Regions from separate parts of the Homo sapiens genome. Here regions 1, 3, 4 and 5 are each linked to region 2. A link is a loop called in an ENCODE intact Hi-C map of the cell type or tissue named here. Cell type or tissue: heart right ventricle. All regions are shown on one strand.

Region 1 (4,000 bases), 530 kb before region 2:
GGTTGGTAGGCTATGAATTATTGCTTCAATTTCAGAGCCTGTTACTGGTCTTTTCAGAGATTCAACATCTTCCTGGTTTAGTCTTGGGAGGGTGTATGTGTCGAGGAATTTATCCATTTCTTCTATATTTTCTAGTTTATTTGCATAGAGGTGTTTTTAGTATTCTCTGATGGTAGTTTGTATTTCTGTGGGATCGGTGGTGATATCCCCTTTATCATTTGTTATTGCGTCTATTTGATTCTTCTCTCTTTCCTTCTTTATTAGTCTTGCTAGCGGTCTATCAATTTTGTTGATCTTTTCAAAAAACAAGCTCCTGGATTCATTGATTTTTTTGAAGCATTTTTTGTATCTCTATCTCCTTCAGTTCTGCTCTGATCTTAGTTATTTCTTGCCTTCTCCTAGTTTTTGAATTTGTTAGCTCTTGCTTCTCTAGTTCTTTTAATTGTGATCTCCCAAAGTGCTGGGATTACAGGCATGAGCCACCGTGCCTGGCCTGTTTTTGCTTTTTTACTGTAAATTTACTGATTATCAAACTAATACATACTGTGGTAGAAACTGCCAGTTATTTCCCAGCATGCATCTGTCCCCTTTTTTCTTTAGTAATAGAAACCCTGAACTTGCGCTGTACACATGGTCCCTACTATGGTCTGAATGTTTGTATCCCTCCAAAATCATATGTTGAAATCCGTTCCCCAGTGTGATGGTATTAGGGAGTGGGGCCTTTTGGTAGATGATCAGATCATAAGGGCAGAGCTCTCACAAATGGGGTTAGCACCCTTATAATAGGCCTTGGAGAGCTCTCACACCCCCTTTACCATGTGAGGATACATTGAAGGCACCATCCATGAGGAACAGGCCCTTATCAGGCACTGAATCTATTGGTGCCTCAATCTTGGAATTCCTGGCACCCAGAATTGTGAGCAATATGTTTCTGTTGTTTATATAAAGTACCCAGTCTAAGGTATTTTGTTTAGTAGCCCAAACTGACTAAGACATCCCCCTAGCATAAGGACCGTATTTCTTAGCCTGTTTGAAGCTTGTATGGCCACCAATGAGATGTGAATGAAAATAATGCATGCATTGTCTCGGTTATGCCCTTAAAGGGAAAGGGTGTGCCCTCCACTATTTTCTTTCCCCTTTCTTGCCAGAATGTGAAGACAGGAATTGGAGCAGCCATCTTGAACTGTGAGATGGAAGCCATACATTGAAGGTGGCAGAGCAACCAAATAGAACGACCAAGTGTCTCTGATGGTTGTTGAGCTGTCATACCAGCTGTGGACTGCTGTCTGAACTTTTGTAGGACAGAGGAATACACTATTTAAGTCTGTTGTAACACCTGAATTGCTCTGTATTCTAATATAATACTTGTTTTAGAACACTTGGAACAACAGAAAATTAGTTTTGTTAAGGCAGGAAAAATCTTATGTGTAATTCTATCACCCAGAGTCAGTCATGTGTTAACTGACATCTTAGTGGATGTTGTAGCATGCTTCCCTCAGCCTCATCCCCACCTCTACCTTCACGATGACATGCTTAGTTGCTCAGTGCCTGGAGTGTTAGCTGCTAATGGTTCTATCCAGGAATTGACCTTGGCCTCAGGGGGGCAGCCTGCATCCAAGAATCTGTTGTTGAGAGGGTACCAAAGTCTAGTCTTCTTGCTTTATTCAGTTTGGACAACTCTGAAGGGCCATCCTAGCTCTAGAGCTCGATGTAGAAGTGGCCAAGGTCTCTGTTGCAACTGCATTACAGTTCACCTCTCCCTCTGTCAATCCAGCTTCCCTCTCCTTTCACAGGCACTCTTCCCAAGGGCACTTCACAACAAACCCGCATGCAAATCTCAGAATCTTTGTGCTAGGGAACCTGACCTATGACATATACAGATTTAGAGATTTGGGATTATAATACTTTGTTTTTCACTAAATATTTTGCTGGGTAGTCTCCATTTGCCTTTCCAGACACATTCTCCTGCCCTCCATCCACCTCTGTTCTGGGAGGCTGACCACGATGGGATACATTAATGAGCTCCTTTGCCCTCTACCTTCCAGTTGAATGCTGCCAGTGGAAGGCACTGATAGGAGATCAGATGGTGGGAGGACAGAGACTGGGATATCCCTCGTCACCAGGCTGTGTGTTGGAAGAGGCATCATTCTTCTACTAAATCCACAGCTCATGGTGTGAGGTCTTCTCCTAGAGCTACAGGTGTTAGTGTTTTGCTGGTAGTTACTTCCTCTGGCCCTTTCATGCCTAGGAATGGAAATAGCTCCCTAGTGCTGCCAGCCCTGGGGTGCTTCATCAGCTCCCTGGTTTCTTATCCTTGCCCACACCTTGCAATTAGTCAGTCTTCTCAATCACTCCGTTTGAGTATGCCATCTATTTCCTGGCAGGACCAGGACTGATACCTACTATTTTTTTTTTTTTTTTCTGGAAACGGAGTCTCACTCTGTCACCCAGGCTGGAGTGTAGTGGCACGATCTCGGCTCACTGCAACCTGTGCCTCCCAGGTTCAAGTGATGTTTGTGTCTCAGCCTCCCAAGTAGCTGGGACTACAGGCACGCACCACCATGCCCAGATAATTTTTTGTATTTTTAGTAGAGACAGGGTTTTACCATGTTGGCCAGGCTGGTCTCGAACTCCTGACCTCAGATGATTCGCCCCCACTCGGCCTCCCAGAGTGCTGGGATTACAGGTGTGAGCCACCGTGTCCGGCCTCCTGTTTCTTTTCTTTCTTTCTTTATTTTTTTTTTTTTTTTTGAGATGGAGTCTCGCCCTGTTACCCAGGCTAGAGTGCAGTGGCGCCATCTCGGCTCACTGCAAACTCTACCTCCCAGATTCAAGCAATTCTCCTGCCTTAGCCTCCAGAGTAGCTGGGATTAAAGGTGCTTGCCATCACATCCGGCTAATTTTTTATATTTTTGCTAGAGACATGGTTTCATCATGTTGGCCAGGCTGGTCTTGAGCCTTCTACTTCTTAATGATTCTTCTAAAACATGATTTTTATTGGCCATGTATAATTTCATCATGTAGACTTAAAAGGATTTCTTTAATTCCCTATTGTTATATATACACTTTTTATATTGATTTTTATCACAATACATCAAAGCATTTATTATGCCATTGAAAACTTCCAATAAACACATTTTTAAAGGACTGTTATATTATGGCTGGACCGTGAACCTTGAGTTGTTTATCCAGTAGTGCTAAGAGATTTGTTCTGATCCACCTGATTTCTTTTGTGCAGTGTTTATAGTGACTAAAGAAACGTATTTTCAAGATGATTGGGCTGGCTATACTCTGTAGCTGCCACAGAAGAAAGCAAGGCTATGCCCCAATCCCACCACATTAAGATCCCCAGTTCAGGGCTCTTCATTAAAACAGCTAAACAAACTGGTGTAAACAGTACTTTTACTTGAATTTAACATCTTTTATGTTTTCTGGGCCAGACTTTGTGTGGATATTGGATAATAGGCTTGGTGGCCCTTTTATATCCCTTGTGTACTTGTAATTCTAGGAAAAATACAAAGCATTTAGTGGGAAGGATTTGTAAGAGAATACAGTTTGATCACCATGTAACTTGAGTAAAAATAGCACCATAATTGAAAACACTAAGAGTAGGGTTTTAAGGAAAGAGAGTAAGATTGGAACAAAGTAACCATGAACTTTTCAGTTCTGAGCTGCGAGTTCTGTTCATTATTCAGTGACCCTTTGTGAGATCTTGTCTTAGTCCATTCACGCTACTATAACAAAATACCATAGACTGGGTGACTTGTAAACAACAAAAATTTACTTCTCATGGATCTGGAGGCTGGGATATCCAAGATCAAGGTGCCAGCAGATTCAGTGTCTGGTTGGGGCTTCCTTCTTGGTTCATAGACAGCTGTCTTCTTGCTGTGTCCTCACATGGTGCAAAGGGTGAGGGAGCTCTCTAGGGTCTATTTAATAAGCACATTAAGGGAATGCCTTAATGCGCTTATTAAATGAAGTTTTTTGAGAAAAAACTCAA
Region 2 (4,000 bases):
TATTTAAGACCTCAACCTATGAAACTACCAAAATAAAACATTAGGGAAACTCTCCAGGACATTGGACTGGGCAAAGATTTCTTGAGTAATAACCCACAAGCACAGGCAACCAAAGCAAAAATGGACAAATGGGATCACATCGAGTTAAAAAGCTTCTGTACAGCAAAGGAAACAATCAACAAACTGAAGAGATAACCCACAAAATGGGAGAAAATATTTGCAAACTATCCATCTGATAAAGGATTAAAATCAGACTATATAAACAACTCAAACAACTTCATAGGACTAGTCTAATAATCCAATTAGAAATGGGCAAAAGATCTGAATAGACATTTCTCAAAAGAAGACACAAAAATGGCCAACAGGGATATGAAAAGCTGTTCAACATCATGGATCATCAGAGAAATGCAAATCAAAACTACAATGCGATATCATCTCACTCCAGTTAAAATGGCTTTCATCCAAAAGTCAGGTAATAACAAATGCTGGCAAGGGTGTGGAGAAAAGGGAACTCTTGTACACTGTTGGTAGGAATGTAAATTAATATAGCCAAAATGGAGAACAATTTGGAGGTTCCTCAAAACAATTTGGAGTTTCCTAAATATAGAGCTACCTTATGATCCAGCATTCCCCCTCCTAGGATAAACCCAAAAGAAAGGAAATCAGTGTATCAAAGAGAAATCTTTACTCCTATGTTTATCGTAACACTATTCAAAATAGCCAAGATTGGGAAGCAACCTAAGTGTCCATCATCAGATGAATGGATAAAGAAAATGTGGTACATAGACACAATGGAGTACTATTCAGCCGTAAAAAAGAATGAGATCCTGTCATTTGCAAGAACATGAACGGAACCGGAGGTCATTATGTTAAGTAAAATAAGCCAGGCACAGAAAGACAAACTTCACATGTTTTCACTTATTTGTGGGAGCTAAAAATTACAATAATTGAACTCATGGAGATAGAGTAGAAGGATAGTTATCAGAGGCTGGGAAGGGTAGTAGGAGGCTGTTGGGGAAGTGGGGATGGTTAATGGGCACAAAAGTTAGAAAGAATTAACAAGGTCTAGTAGTTGATAGCACAACAGGGTGACTATAGTAAAATTAATTTAATTGTACTTTTAAAAATAACTGACAGACTATATTTGGATTGATTGTAACACAAAGGATAAATGCTTGAGGTGATAAATTTTAAAAAGGCTTCAACAACAACAACAAAAAACAACGAATACAAGTAAATTGAACTTGCTCATTAAGGTCATGTAATTTGGAAAATGGTGTTTACTTTATGTTTTTTTCTAAATATTTTAAGATTAAATGCTGAATTAGAAAAATGCATTGGAATTTCAAGTATATATAACAATTTATTAGGTCGGTACGAAAGTAATTGCTGTTTTTGCCGTTTTGCCATTACTTTTAAATGGCAAAAACAGCAATTACTTTTTTGCCATTACTTTTAAAATGGCAAAAACAGCAATTACTTTTGCAACAACCTAATAAAAGAAGAAATAGATTAACATAAATGTGGCATTTTGAATAAAATTGCTTATGCAATTTTTCATTAAGGCAAAAACTAACAATTCTGAGTGGCAATTAGAGTGACTCATCAATCAAATTATTTGATTGCATCAAAATGAAAAACTCAACAATTTGGCATTTTAAGCAATGAGTCCAAAGATATTCCAATTATATTGCTTAGTCCCCAGAGTATTTTTCCCCTTGTCTGGGATTGGCCAATACTGAAAACCATGCCTCTTCCTAAAATATAATGAAAGCTATGTTTTGAAGAGGCTTCTTAGGTCATCTAGACAGGGCCCTGTGATCCTGTGATGAGAGCTACCATTTATTGAATGTCTAGTGTGTGCCAGGCACTGTGCTAAGTCCTTTACATGCTTATTCTGCTCAGCATCATCCCCATTTTACAGATAAGGAAACAAAGATACAGAGACAGATGTTAGCTTGTCAAGTCACACGTCTGGTAAATAGTGGAGACAGGATTTGCACCAGGCAGACTGACTGTGGCTCCAGTTTCCCACTGGTTTTGGAGCTGTATTAAAACAAGCACCAGGATAAATAAATATGGGGGTAACTGTGCAACCAAAGAAAGGAACCTGAAGAATTGTTGACATGTGCAGCTCAAGATATAATCTGCTGTCCCAATTTTCCTTTTTCTACTCACTCTTTTTTTTCTATTGCTACTGTTGCAAAGCAAACAAGCTATCCAAATAGTCCACCTTTTAAACTAACTGTAGACTAAAAATATCATTTATTTATACTTTAAAAAATCTTGTAGATTTAGTAAAGGAAGATTTAGTAAAAATTCAATGAAGGAAGTATTTTCTGCTTAAACAGCTTGAGTTTACCTCTTGGTACACAAGATGTGGCCCTTTATTAAAGATATGGTCTTCTGTCGCCATCTTCAGGAAGAGATATAAATATCTCCTCTCTCGTGCTGTCAATTTTTAGTACATTCATGATTCAACCAAAGTTTGTTATATACAAAGAGATAAAAGCAGAATTAAAAAACATTTCTTAGTACATTTAGTGCACTAGTGGCCAGTATTTAAAGAGAATCTAAAAAGTAGACTGCAGTATAGAGAAAAAAGAGTATTGTATGTCAAAATGGGTTTTGACATTTTTAAGGAAAATTTGGGGTCTTCATCAAACTCTAACATTATTGAAATTTTTCTTAATAAAATATACCTGTAAGCTTTGTCTTGCTTTCCAAAGGTTTATGTCCAATGAGCAGAGGATAAAGTGCATCTTATTTCCTCCTAAGCTTATTTCTGCAGTCATGGAAGTTGCCCTTGCCTGGTGTTCTATAGAACATACTTAGATCTTGGCCCCAGAGAGCCTATCTTGTTCACTGATCTATCCCCAGCTACCAGCAAGATTTGTGACCCATCGTAGGCACCAGTAAACATTTGTCAAGTCAATGCTTTCCTTCTTGTGTTTTACAATGAATCATCCTTTACTGTATAACTTTGGAGATAACCTAGATTTAACCAAAAATGTTGGCCAGGCCCACCCAGCTTATCTTATCAGTAAGTGAAATGAGCTTTCTCTAAGGCAAGCCAGCCTCAGGATTAAAAAAAAAATACCCCCTGCTATTCACAGATCCTAAAATTCTGTTATGAAAAAGTCACCTTTTTGAGTGTTACCTTTTTACAATTTCCTACATAGGAAAATTAACTTTTTTTTTTTTTTTTTTGAGACAGAGTCTCACTCTGTTGTCAGGCTGGAGTGCAGTGGCACGATCTCAGCTCACTGCAACCTCCGCCCCCCAAGTTGAAGCGATTCTTCTGCCTCAGCCTCCTAAGTAGCTGGGATTACAGGCGCCTGCACTGCACCCGGCTAATTTTTTTTGTATTTTTAGTAGATACAAAGTTTCACCTTCTTGGCCAGGCTGGTCTTGAACTCCTGACCTCGTGATCCACCCGCCTCGGCCTCCCAAAGTGCTGGGATTGCAGGTGTGAGCCACCGCGCCCGGCCAGAAAATTAACGTCTTAAGTGCTGTTAACTCTAAGTTTGGCTGGACTCAGGGGAGCCTTAATTCCTGGGTTAAGGGATACCTTATCAGGAGTAGTACTACAGCAACTGTGGAAGGTGAGTGGTTAGGGTATGGGAAGAACATATTAGAATTTCTACATATGTCATCTTTAAAATGTCTTTGTTTTACATGACATTTAGGGTATATAACTCATTTTTTTTCTTTTTTTTTTTTTTTTTTGGGACGGAGTCCCGCTCTGTCGTTCAGCCTGGAGTGCAGTGGTGCGATCTCGGCTCACAGTGACCCCCGCATCCCAGGTTCAAGAGATTCTCCTGCCTCAACTTCCTGAGTAGCTGGGACCACAGTTGCACACCACCACACCTAGCTAATTTTTTTGTATTTTTAGTTGAGACAGGGTTTCACCGTGTTAGCCAGGATGGTCTCGATCTCTGGACCTTGTGATCCACCCACCTTGGCCTCCCAAAGTGCTGGGATTATAGGTGTGAGCCAC
Region 3 (4,000 bases), 520 kb before region 2:
GAGTTGTAATTTATTCTATAAAATTTATTTTCCTTGCTTTCATTTCAGCAAAATCATTAAGTTTATTATAATCAAGATATTCATATCAGGCACATGGCTTATGCCTGTAATCTCAGCACTTTAGGAGGCTGAGGCAGAAGGATCACTTGAGCCCAGAATGTTCAGGCTACAGTGAGCTGTGATTGCACCACTGCACTTCAGCCTGGGCGACAGAGCGAGACCCGGTCTCAAAAAAAAAAAGAAAAAAAGATTAACTTCATTTTTTTCTATTCACAGTAATGACCTCAAATATTTTAAAAATGTAATTGTATTAAAATGTGCCTAATTTGAACATATTTTCATAAAAGTAAATTATAGCAATTGCAAAAATGTGAAATATTAAATTATATTTTTCAAAAATGTCATTTATCTTCTAAGATATCTCAACTTGTCTATTGTAAGATGAACTACCAATTATAATTTATGAATGTATTTAATCTGAACATTTAAACTTTAATCTATTGAAAATCTTATAATTTAATCTTATATTTTCATGAAAATAAAATTATTCTTAATTTTAGTGCTAAGTGATCATCTAGTTATCAAGGTAAAGAATTGGTATCACACTTGGAGCATGTTATAGCTACATGTACAGATGTTCACATTTAAGAGTAATGCGAGTTATTTCTCTAGAATCACAAATTGGAAACCAAAGAGAAGCAAGATGATAGATGCTCAACACTTCCAGAAAGATACTTCCTTATGCAAGAATCTTTTGCATTCGTTTAGTCTAAGAGAAAGGATTTGACAAGGTAATTTGTCAATTCTTTCACCTAAGCATTCCTACTTAGATCCTCCCAGTAGTTGGAAGCAGGGTCTGTCTCCAAGGCCACGGTAATACAACATTTAGAAACAGTAATTTTTTATTTTGAGAACTCAGGGCCAGACATACAAAGAAACATTTCTCAGGGACCTGAGTGGTATTAGCAAGAGAATGGATATTTAGCATTGTGGGTTGCATTTGCCAGTTCTAAGCGCCACATTCGGAGTGACAGAGGCACTTACACATATTCCTTAGTAAGTTAATTTTTTTATATTTTTGTTCATGGGGACCTTATACAGTGTGAGCCCCAAGCAGCAGACCTCTTGCTTAGCCAAGGGCATCCTGGCCAGGACTTCCAGTTATATAAACCAGTAAATGTTTTCATGCTTAAGCTAGTTTAAACTAAAAAAAGAGAAAGAAAAAAATCCTAAATCATACAAGTAGGTAGAAAATATAACAGAAAATAAGATACCATTCATGGTAGAACTCTAAATAAAAATATCTAGAATTAAATAAACATAGGTGATAAATACAAATATGATAAATATAATTAAATAAACGAATGTGGTAAATAGATTATGTGCAGAATATATGGGAAGACAATTTACTAGCCCTTGCTGAAATACATGTTAGAAAAGCAGAAAACTTGAATAAATGGGAAGGGGTGCTATGTTTTAGAAGAAAAGACTCCATGTTATAACAATATCAATTCATTTCAAATTAACTAATGCATTTAAGCAATTTTTTTTTTTTTTTTTGGAGACAAGAGTTTCACTCTGTCACCCAGGCTGGAGTGCAGTGGCACCTTCTCGGTTCACTGAAACCTCTGCCTCCCGGGTTCAAGCAGTTCTCTGCCTCAGCCTCCCGAGTAGCTGGGATTACAGGTGCCCACCACCACGCCTGGCTTATTTTTTGTATTTTTAGTAGAGACGGGGTTTCACCATCTTGGCCAGGCTGATCTTGAACTCCTTAAGCAATTCTAATTATAATGAAAATTGTGATTGTCTCCCCAACATCCATTCTATGCCAGGTCTATGGGTGCCCCTGATTAATCCAAGCAAATAATCTAAATCCTTTCCTTAGTCGTGATTGATAAGAGAATGGGCAGGTGACAGGATTCAGATTAATGACACACAAAAAATGGTTTGCTGGTAGCTTTTACTCTTCTGCCAGATGTGAATGAGGATGCAATGATCCAGGCTGCTCCTGGCAGCCATTCTATGCCCATGAGGAGATCTAGCTGCAGGGTGAGCTTGACACAGTGGATGGCAGAGCTGGAAGATAGGAGATGAAAATACATGTGTTATTCAGTGGTATTGAGGGCCATTGTTTTGGGAAACCCTGAAATTTGGTTATCAATGCCAACAAATCTCTATTGTTTAAGCCTCTTGGAATTGAGCTTTTGGTTATTTACCGCCTAAAGCATAGGGATTTTTTTAAAAAGAAACAACAAAAATTTAGAATGAGGAATTAAAAATCCTACAGTGATTTTAGCAGTCTAATTTAATACAGATATTGGCCAGTTAGGTTAATGAAATAGAATAGAAAGTCTAGATAGATAAATATGCATTTATTTGGTGAACAATGCTGAGAACATTGATAGTTATTTGGAAAAATAATAAATTCATTTCCTCCTACAAAACCAATCATATGCAGATTAAAGGATTAAACTATTAAAGAGCTGGAAGAATATACAGACACCAAGTCTTAGAGTTAGTGAGGGCCTAATAAGCTGAAAGTCAAATAAAATATGAAGGTGTAGGATCGTCTTGAAGTATTTAAAACATTATATGCCAAGGAATACTATAAGCAAAAGGTAAATTGTTAAAATACAGTTGAAATATATGTATTATAAATATAATATTAAATATTTGAAATATAAAACACTGCAAAAAACATCCAAATATAAAAAAAGTTCAGGTAGCTCACAAGAGAAGAAAAAACATTGATCTGCAAATGCATGCGAAATGTTTAATATCCCTAGTAGTTAACAAAATTGAATATAAAGAGAGAACTTTTTTAAACCATTAAATTGGCAAAGATTAAAAAGAATGCTAGCACAACATTGTGAATGACTAAATGTCATTGAGTAATTGTTCGCTTTAAAATGTTGAATTTTATGTTACATATGAAATTCACCTCAACTTTTAGAAAAACAAGAGGAGAAAAAAAGAATATAATGGAGTAGCCAGAGTGGGAAGTATATAGAGAAATAGCTTCTCTCAGGCACTGCAGTTTGTATTGTAAATTGGTATGTAAATTTTGCAAGACTAATTAACAGTATGTAGATGAAGCCTTGAAAATGTTTATATTCTTTCCTTTCTTCCTATAATTACACGTATAGAAATATGTACCTAGGAAATAATCAGATATTAGATTTATATATAAATAGCATTTTGTTGTTGTTGTTGTTGTTATCGTTTTCAGAGATGGAGTTTCGCTCTTGTTGCCCAGGCTGGAGTACAATGGCGTGGTCTCAGCTCACTGCAACCTCTGCCTCCCAGGTTCAAGTGATTCTTCTGCCTCAGCCTCCCGAGTAGCTGGGATTACAGGTGCCCGTCACCATGCCTGGCTAATTTTTGTATTTTTAGTAGAGACGGGGCTTCACCATGTTGGCCAGGCTGGTCTCAAATTCCTGACCTCAGGTGATCCACCTGCCTCAGCCTCCCCAAGTGTTGGCATTACAGGTGTGAGCCACCGTACCCGGCCAATAGTGTTATTTTTAAACTGTGAAAATTATAATTCGTGTTCAGTCATAGCATAGTAGTTAAATAAATTACAATATACTATATAGTAAAATACTGTTCATTAATTAAAAAAAAATTATGTAACCAAGTAATCTTTTTGAGTTACTGCACCATGGAAGGAAGAGGACAAAGGCACATTGTCCAGCTTTAAGTTTCAAATTAGAATTTTTTTTTTCATCCATAGGAAAATAATAGTCTTAAAAGCTAGCCTTGCCTCTAATTTCCAAGAATTCTTCACACGTCAGGAAGAAAATTTGGCAGCCTGAATGTGTACGTTTACTATAAGCCAAGACGTAAGGGCACATGCAATCTGGGGCAGGTAGCTTCCCCCTTCTGAAGGACAGAAGGAAGGAAGAAAGGCTTTTAGGGGAGCTGTTACAGAGAGCAGCAGGGGTTCAGATTGCAGTGTGTCTCTCTTGCCCTCCCAGAGTTACAAACCTCAGGGATGTCA
Region 4 (4,000 bases), 550 kb before region 2:
TGTTATTTTATTAATTTTTTTAGAGATAGGGTCTTTCTGTGTTGCCCAGGCTGGTCTCAAAACCTGGCCTTAAGTGAGCCTCCCACCTCAGCCTTTCAAGTAGCTGGTATTACAGGCTCAAGCCACCATGCTCAGCTGGTTTCTTCCAAGTTTTGTCAATTATGAGACTGATTACTTTTTTAAAAATGTATTTTTTCAAAATTATAATCATATATAATTATAGGGTACACAGTTTTCCCCCTATGTTTTCTTATAGTATGTTTTTAAAATCAGTTTCAGGTCTTGTGTTTAAGTCTTTAATCCATTTCGAGTTGTGTTTTGTATATGGTGTGACATAAGGGTCAAATCTCACTCTTCTGCATGTGGATGTCCAGTTTTCCCATTATTCTTTATTGAAGAGACTGTCTTTGCCCCATCGTGTGTTCTTGGAACCTTTGGAAAAAAAAAAATCAGTTGACTGTAAATATGTGGGTTTATTTCTGGGCTCTCTATCCTGTTCCATTGGATGATGTTTCTATTTTTATGTCAGTACCATGCTGTTTTAATTACTACAGCTTTGTAATATAGTTTGAAGTCAGGTAGAATGTTGCCTCCAGCTTTGTTCTTTTTGCTCAAATTGCCTGGGCTACTTAGGGTTTTTTTTTTTTTTTCATGTGTGTGTGGTTCTATATAAATTTCAAAATAACTTTTTCTATTTCTGTGAAAAATGTCATTGAAATGTTAATAGGGATTGCATTGAAGCTGAAGGTCATTTTGGGTAGTGTGGACTTTTTTTTTTTTCTTTTTTTTTTTGAGACAGAGTCTCGCTCTGTCACCCAGGCTGGAGTGCAGTGGCGTGATCTCGGCTCACTGCAAGCTCTGCCTCCTGGGTTCACACCATTCTCCTGCCTCAGCCTCTCGAGTGCCTGGGACTACAGGTGCCTGCCACCACACCCGGCTAATTTTTTGCATTTTTTAGTAGAGATGAGGTTTCACTGAGTTAGCCAGAATGGTCTCAATCTCCTGACCTCGTGATCTGCCTGCCTCGGCCTCCCAAAGTGCTGGGATTATAGGCATGAGCCACCGCACCTGGCCCGTAGTTGGACTTTTTAACAATATTAATTCTTCCAATCCATGAACGTGGAATATCCTTATATTTATTTATGTCTTCTTCAATTTCTTTAATCAATGTTATATTTTTCAGTGTACAGAGCTTTCATCTCATTGGTTAAACTTATTCTCCTAAGGTTTTTTTTTTTGATGGCTGTTGTAAATGAGACTGTTTTCTATATTTCTTTAGATAGTCTGTTGCTAGTGTATAGGAATGCTACTGATTTTTGCGTGTTGACTTTGTATTCTTCAACTTTACTATTTATCACTTCTAACAGTTTTTTGGTAGAGTCTTTATGGTTTTTGTCATCAGCAAACAGTGACAATTTTAAGTTTTTCCTTTCCTATTTGAATGCCTTTTACTTCTTTCTCTTACATAATTGCTCCACAAGGACATCCAGTACTACATTAAATAGAAATGATGAGAGTGGGCATCCTGGTCTTGTTCCTGATCTTAGAGAAAAAGTTTTCCATTTTTCACCATTGTGTGTAATGTTTGCTGTGGGCTTTTCATATATGGCCTTTATTATGTTGATATACATTTCTTCTATACTAATTTATTAGTGAAAGGATGTTGAATTTTATCAGATGCCTTTTCTGCATCTAATGTGGTGATCATATAGTATTTGTCCTTCATTCTGTTAATATGGTGTTCTCCATTTATAGATTTGCATGTGTTGAATCATCTTTGTATCCCTGGGATAAATTCCACTTGATCATGGTGAATGATCCTTTTAATGTGCTGTTGAATTTGGCTTATTCGTATTTTGTTGAGGATTTTTGCATCTATGTTCATCAGGGATATTGGCCTGTAATTTTCTTTTCTCATAATGTTCTTGTCTGGCTTTGGTATCAAGGTAATGCTAACCTCATAAAAAGAGTTCAAAAGTATTACATCCTCTTCGATTTTTTGGAAGAGTTCAAAAAGGATTGATATTAGTTTAAATGTTTGGCAGAATTCATCAGTAACACTTCCAGTCTTGGGCTTTTCTTTGATGGGAAAGTTTGTATTATTGATTTAGTCTTTTTGAATTACCAATTCAATTATTATTGGTCTGTTCAGATTTTCTATATCTTCTTGATTTAGTATTGGTAGGTTATATGTGGTAGGATAAATTCTAGGAATATATCCATTTCTTCTAGATTATTCAATTTATTGGCATATGGTTGTTTGTTCGTACTAATCTTTATGATTCTTTGTATTCTGTGGTATAAATCACAGTGTCTCCTCTTTTATTTCTCATTTTATTTATTTGAATCTTTTCACTTTTTTTTCTAGGTTAACCTAACTGTAGGTTTGTCGATTTTGTTTATCTTTTCAAGAAACCACTGCTGGTTTCATTGATTTTTCTTCTATTGTTTTTCTAGTCTCTATTTTATTTATTTTTGCCCTGATCTTTGTCATTTTTTTCCTTCTGCTACATTTAGGCTTTTTCTTTTTCTGCTTCCTTGAGGTATAACATAATATTATTTGTGATATTTATTCTTTTCTGATAGACTGCAGGGGTCCCCAACCCTTGTGACCTGTTAGGAACTGGACCACACAGCAGGAGGTGAGTGGCAGTACCACCTGAGCTCCACTTCCTGCCAGATCAGTGGCAGCATTAGAGTCTTATAGCAGAGCGAACCCTATTGTGAACTGCGCATGCGAGGGATACAGGTTGTTCACTCTTCATGAGAATCTAACTAATGCCTGATGATCTGAGGTGGAACAGTTTCATCCTGAAACCCTACCTGCTTCCTTCCTGTCTTCCACCAAACTGGTCCCTGGTGCATAGAGCCATTTATTGCTATAAATTTCCCTCTTAGAATTGCTTTTGCTGCATCCCATAAGTTTTGGTATGTGTTGTGTTTTCATTTTTGTCTCAAGATATTTTTAAATTTCGCTTTTGATTTCTTCTTTGACTCATTGGTTGTTTAGTAACATGTTAATTTCCACATATTTGTGAATTTTCCAAGATTTCTCCTGTTACTGAGTCCTAGTTTCATAGCATTATTATCAGAGAAGATACTTGAAATTATTTCACTTCTCTTAAATTTGTCCAGACTAGTTTTGTGGCCTAACATATATAATAAAGGTATATATTTTTCATTTATTAAACAATTATATATTTGATACCTTTTATATATGCCAGGCACTGTTTTTGGTACCTGACCTAGAGAAAGTTCCATGTGCTCTTGAGAAGAATCTGTATTCTGTTGCTGTTGGATGGAAAATTCTACATATGTCTGTTAGGTCCATTTGGTCTAAAGTGTAGCTCAAGTTCAATATTTGCTTATTAATTTTGTTTATTTTTTATGTAATCTTAAAGTTTACCTACAATATAAAAACTTTAGCATGAAATATATATATATTTTATTTAAGTTCCAGGATACATGTGCAGAATGTGCAGGTTTGTTACATAGGTAAACGTGTGCCATGGTGGTTTGCTGTACCTATCAACCTATCACCTAGGTATTAAGCCCCGCATGCATTAGCTATTTATCCTGATGCTCTCCCTCCCCTGCTCCCCAACAAGCCCCAGTGTGTGTTGTTCCTCTCCCTGTGTTCATGTGTTCTTATTATTCAGCTCCCACTTACAAGTGAGAACATGCAGTGTTTGGTTTTCTGTTCCTGTGTTAGTGTGCTGAGGATAATGGCTTCCAGGTCCATCCACGTCCCTGCAAAGGACATGAGTTCATTTCTTTTTATGGCTGCATAGTATTCCATAGTGTAGACGAGCATGAAATATTTTCATTTTCTTATTTATGTATTCATTTTTATTTTTTGAGATGGAATCTTGCTCTGTCATCCAGGCTGTAGTGCAGGGGTATGATCTCGGCTCACTGCAACCTCCACCTCCCGGGTTCAAGCAATTCTTCCTGCCTCAGCCTCCCAAGTAGTTGGGATTACAGGCACCTGCCACCCATG
Region 5 (4,000 bases), 180 kb before region 2:
GCATCTTATGGAAAATTCCAGTTCATAGGATGTAGGATTAGAGAAGAGTAATTTGAGGGGGAGGATCTTGGCTTTTCTACATATTCCTTTTTATACATACACACACCCACACCCTACCCCATGCCACCCCACCCCCCACCCCACAATAGAGAAGAGCAGGGAAAGTAGATAGGCACTTTCCTATCTTTTTGAAACCTAGTCACAAAGAACATGGGCATTACCCTTGTCACACGCAGGGTATTACTGTTTTTATTCATTCAAAAGTTATTTAACGAGCTCCTACTGTGGTGAGCAAGTCCAGTGGAATCCAGGCCCTTGCTCTGCTATTAGAGGGATGAGGGCCTTTCTCTTCAAGGGGAGATTCCCTTTCCTTGTGTCAGCCTTACATAGTCCTTTCTGGGTTTCCTAATGGTGGAACCACCAGGCAGAGTTCCAAGATGGCCAAGCCTTCCTCCCTTCTCTTCCTAAACTTCCCACAGCTATTTAAGAAGTACAGATGACTTCACAGCCCACGGGAGGCATGGCCAATAGCACCTTGAGAAAACCCAGCCCTTTTTAGATAACCTCCTGGGACACCTGTATGTGTGATATAAACTGTCCTCACAGCTGGCCCTAGTCCCATGTGGAAGTGGGTTAGAGGATGATGATGTTTGTAGCATGCTGGAGTTTGGAGTCTCCATGCCATGGGCACACTCTTCCATACTGTTGCCCTCACTCTGACTTCTTCACCCTCACGTCACTCCCTTGCTGCTGTTGAGTGCCTAGAAGGGACCTTTCCATGATGGCTATGGTGGGAGCGAGGGATGTTTTGCCGTGAAATTGCCTTGAAAATAAAATAGTGGGTTCTATCACTGTAAATACTCAGCTTTCTTTGGACAAAGGACATTGTCTTTGAACAGATGGAGAATATTGAAGAAAAAAGATGTCTCTACCATCAAATTCTGGACACTTGAGTGAAACAGTTGAATAAAAAGAACTCAGAGCATTGCTTTTTTTTTGAGACGAGGCTCACTCTGTTGTTTGGGCTGGAGTGCAGTGACACGATCATGGCTCACTGCGGCCTTGACCTCTTGGGCTCAAGTGATCCTCCCACCTCAGCCTCCCAAGTAGCTGGGACTACGGGCACGTGCCACCGTGCCCGGCTAATTTTTATAGAGATAGTGAAGAAGGGTTGGGAGGGTGTCTCACCATCTTGCCCAGGTTGGTCTCAAACTCCTGGGCTCAAGTGATCTGGCCACCGTGGCCTCCCAAATTGTTGAGATTACAGGTGTGAGCCACTGTGCTTGGCATATATTTATTTATTTATTTTGTACACAGACTAGTGGATAATTTGGATACTTTGACTTCCCATTCACCTTTCTGTTTTTTGTTTTTTTCTTTTGAGACAGAGTCTGGCTGTGTCACCCAGGGTGGAGTGCAGTGGCACAGTTATGGTTCACTGCAACCTCCACCTCCCTGGCTCGAGTGGTCCTCCTACCTCAGCCTCCCAAGTAGCTGGAACCACAGGCGCATGCCACCACAGCTGGCTATTTTTTTTTTTTATTTTTGTGGAGATGGGGGTGTCACTGTGTTGTCCAGTCTGGTCTTTAACGCCTGGGCTCAAGTGATCTGCCTCCCTTGGCCTCCCAAAGTGCTGGGATTACAGGCGTGAGCCACCACTCTTGGCCTAACCTTTCCGTTTTAAGGAACAATAGTAGTGTTTTTAAGGAATACCATTAAGAAAGAACATTAGGAAAAAAGGTGCTTTAGTTCTCTGAGTGACTTCTTTTAAGCTTAAGACAAGAATTATCACTTACTTACTAAGTAATCTGTGGGCTGGGCAAGGTAGGCTCGCACCTGTAATCCCAGGACTTTGTGAGGCCAAAGCAAGCAGATTACCCGAGTTCAGGAGTTTGAGACTAGCCTGGCCAACATGGTGAAACCCCATTTCTACTAAAAATACAAAAATTAGTCAGGCATGATAGTGCACACCTGTAATTCCAGCTACTCAGGAGGGTGAGGCAGGAGAATTGCTTGAACCTGGGAGGTGGAGGTTGTAGTGAGCTGAGATCATGCCACTGCACTCCAGCCTGGGTGACAGAGCGAGACTCTGTCTCAAAAAGAAAGAAAGAAAGAGAGAGAGAAAGAGAGAGAGAGAGAGAGAGGAGAGAGAGAGAGAGAGAGAGAAAGAAAGAAAGGAAAGAAAGAAAGAAAGAAAGAAATCTGTGGAAAGCAGTTGTTGGTTCAGTGATAGAAAGAGAGATTCGCAGGTGGGGGCAGGGCAGGGGCCAGGCTGGGCTTCTGCAGGAGTCAGGTGCGGTGGATGTTGCAGCGCAGGTATAGCAGCCCTGGGGGTTTCTTCTCATTGGTCAGCAGGTGGCACCAAATAGCTAAAACTTATCTGGGGAGAGGCATGCCTTGCTTGGGTTTTACCTTGGGTTGGGTTGGATTAAATTTTACTTTCTGTACTTTCAGAATTTGGGATTAATAGCACTTTCACATTTTCTCCCTAGAGATAGAATCCTCCAAGTTTGAATTTTATAAAAGTCTCTGATATTGATAATAGTCATGAAAGTTAACTATATTCAAGATCAGATGATTGCATGACATTATTAATTTTCATTTTTTGGAAGGGTTTATGACTTTGAATGTTAAATGCCACTGTAAGATCATTCAATGGAATATACTTACTCGATTAGATTTCTGAAGTTTTTGTGTTTTTATGAAATCCCATAAATAAATTGCTAACGTAGGTGTGAAAATTAATACACCCGTGAATGTACTTAATTGAGATTGAGTATGTCTCTCTGATGAGAATCCAGGATTTTACTTCCATTCAGGATTTTTCTATTAGAGCAGAGATGGGTGACAGTTTGAGTCACAGATGTTGTGGCTCAGTGGTAAAGTGGATTCAGTGCTTCTTCCTCAGGAACATGTGGGGTGTGTTGGCTGTGTTCTTGGATAGCATGTGAGAAAACAGCCATGACAAAAGAGCAGGCAGTTGTGTGCTGGTACCACCCAAGAGCCTACTGTTTATTTAAGGTGCAGTTAATTTGTTTCAGCTTATTTACTATGGAAACTTGGTTGCATGTGGCATGTGTGGTTATGTGCTGGAACTTTTAAAAAGCTGCATTTCAAGCACGATAAATGTTTCTTTTCTACATATATGGGTTTGTTTATTTTTTGTGTGGTGGCATATGTGAGGGGGAAGAATCATCTCTTGAATGATCCTTCTGTGTTGCTGAGTGGTGTCTGGTTTGGTTAGCACGCAGGCTGTGGTGAGGAGGCCTGCTGACTCTGGCCTAGGTGCACATCTTGGTGCACACTGAACAAGGCTTTCACTAAGTGAGCATCCAGCTACAAAAACCTGACAATAAATTTTTGAGTTTTAAGATGTTGATAACAGCCGGGCATGGTGGCTCACGCCTGTAATCCCAGCACTTTGGGAGGCCAAGGTGGGCAGATCACAAGGTCTAGGAGTTCGAGACCAGCCTGGCCAATATAGTGAAACCCCGTCTCTACCAAAAATACAGAAATTAGCTGGGCATGGTGGCTCGCGCCTGTAGTCCCAGCTACTCGGGAGGCTGAGGCAGAAGAATTGCTTGAACCCAGGAGGCGGAGGCTGCAGTGAGCCGAGATGGTGCCACTGCACTCCAGCCTGGGTGACAGAGCGAAACTCCATCTCAAAAAAAAAAATGTTGATAATTTATTTTTTTTCTTGGGATAGCTTCATACCACTTTAAAAGGGGTGTTGTCTTTTCACTCCTTTCTTCCTACATTTGCAGATTAACAACTTACTTAGATAGCTTCATATGCCTGACTGAGCCTGTTTCCCCCCAGTGAAATTTAAAATATGCGGGAATTTAACCACATTTAACCACACCCATAGGCATCAGGCATAGCACTAGCTCAGTTTCTCAATGTCTCGGGTCTAGTCAGTCCTTCACCAGGCCCTGTCAGTTCTCCCTCCAAAGCACATCCACCTCTAAGCACATCCACCTCTTAACCATCCCCGCTTCTC

What was found. Hi-C counts contacts between places; a loop is a spot of excess contacts. Peaks named below come from ENCODE experiments on the same cell type or tissue, not always from the same donor. Only the 100,000 strongest peaks of a DNase experiment are listed, where the experiment ranks them.
Region 1: it touches region 2 in a loop (8-fold over the local background); 45 of 110 quality-filtered maps call a loop at or near these places.
Region 3: it touches region 2 in a loop (2.9-fold over the local background); 38 of 110 quality-filtered maps call a loop at or near these places.
Region 4: it touches region 2 in a loop (3-fold over the local background); 9 of 110 quality-filtered maps call a loop at or near these places.
Region 5: a loop joins it to region 2, with 12 times the contacts of the local background. A loop is called at or near these places in 69 of 110 quality-filtered maps.

The regions. Positions count from the first base shown.
Region 1 is chr2:54,175,172-54,179,171 of GRCh38, forward strand. All of the region lies in intron 3 of ACYP2 (acylphosphatase 2), which reads left to right. Among named protein-coding and RNA genes, the nearest start is that of ACYP2, 62 kb to the left of the region's middle. In heart right ventricle, a CTCF peak has its summit at 1,598 (motif pointing right); a DNase peak (open chromatin) is centred at 1,600.
Region 2 is chr2:54,702,475-54,706,474 of GRCh38, forward strand. No RefSeq gene overlaps it. Among named protein-coding and RNA genes, the nearest start is that of EML6, 19 kb to the right of the region's middle. In heart right ventricle, CTCF peaks have their summits at 2,418 (motif pointing left) and 2,617; no DNase peak of the experiment used is centred here; H3K27ac peaks cover 896 bases.
Region 3 is chr2:54,183,303-54,187,302 of GRCh38, forward strand. The region is part of intron 3 of ACYP2 (acylphosphatase 2); the gene reads left to right. Among named protein-coding and RNA genes, the nearest start is that of ACYP2, 70 kb to the left of the region's middle. In heart right ventricle, no CTCF peak of the experiment used is centred here; no DNase peak of the experiment used is centred here.
Region 4 is chr2:54,152,826-54,156,825 of GRCh38, forward strand. All of the region lies in intron 3 of ACYP2 (acylphosphatase 2), which reads left to right. Among named protein-coding and RNA genes, the nearest start is that of ACYP2, 39 kb to the left of the region's middle. In heart right ventricle, no CTCF peak of the experiment used is centred here; no DNase peak of the experiment used is centred here.
Region 5 is chr2:54,520,535-54,524,534 of GRCh38, forward strand. The region is part of intron 1 of SPTBN1 (spectrin beta, non-erythrocytic 1); the gene reads left to right. The region is part of intron 3 of SPTBN1-AS1 (SPTBN1 antisense RNA 1); the gene reads right to left. Among named protein-coding and RNA genes, the nearest start is that of SPTBN1-AS1, 36 kb to the right of the region's middle. In heart right ventricle, a CTCF peak has its summit at 2,348 (motif pointing right); a DNase peak (open chromatin) is centred at 2,296; H3K27ac peaks cover 3,883 bases.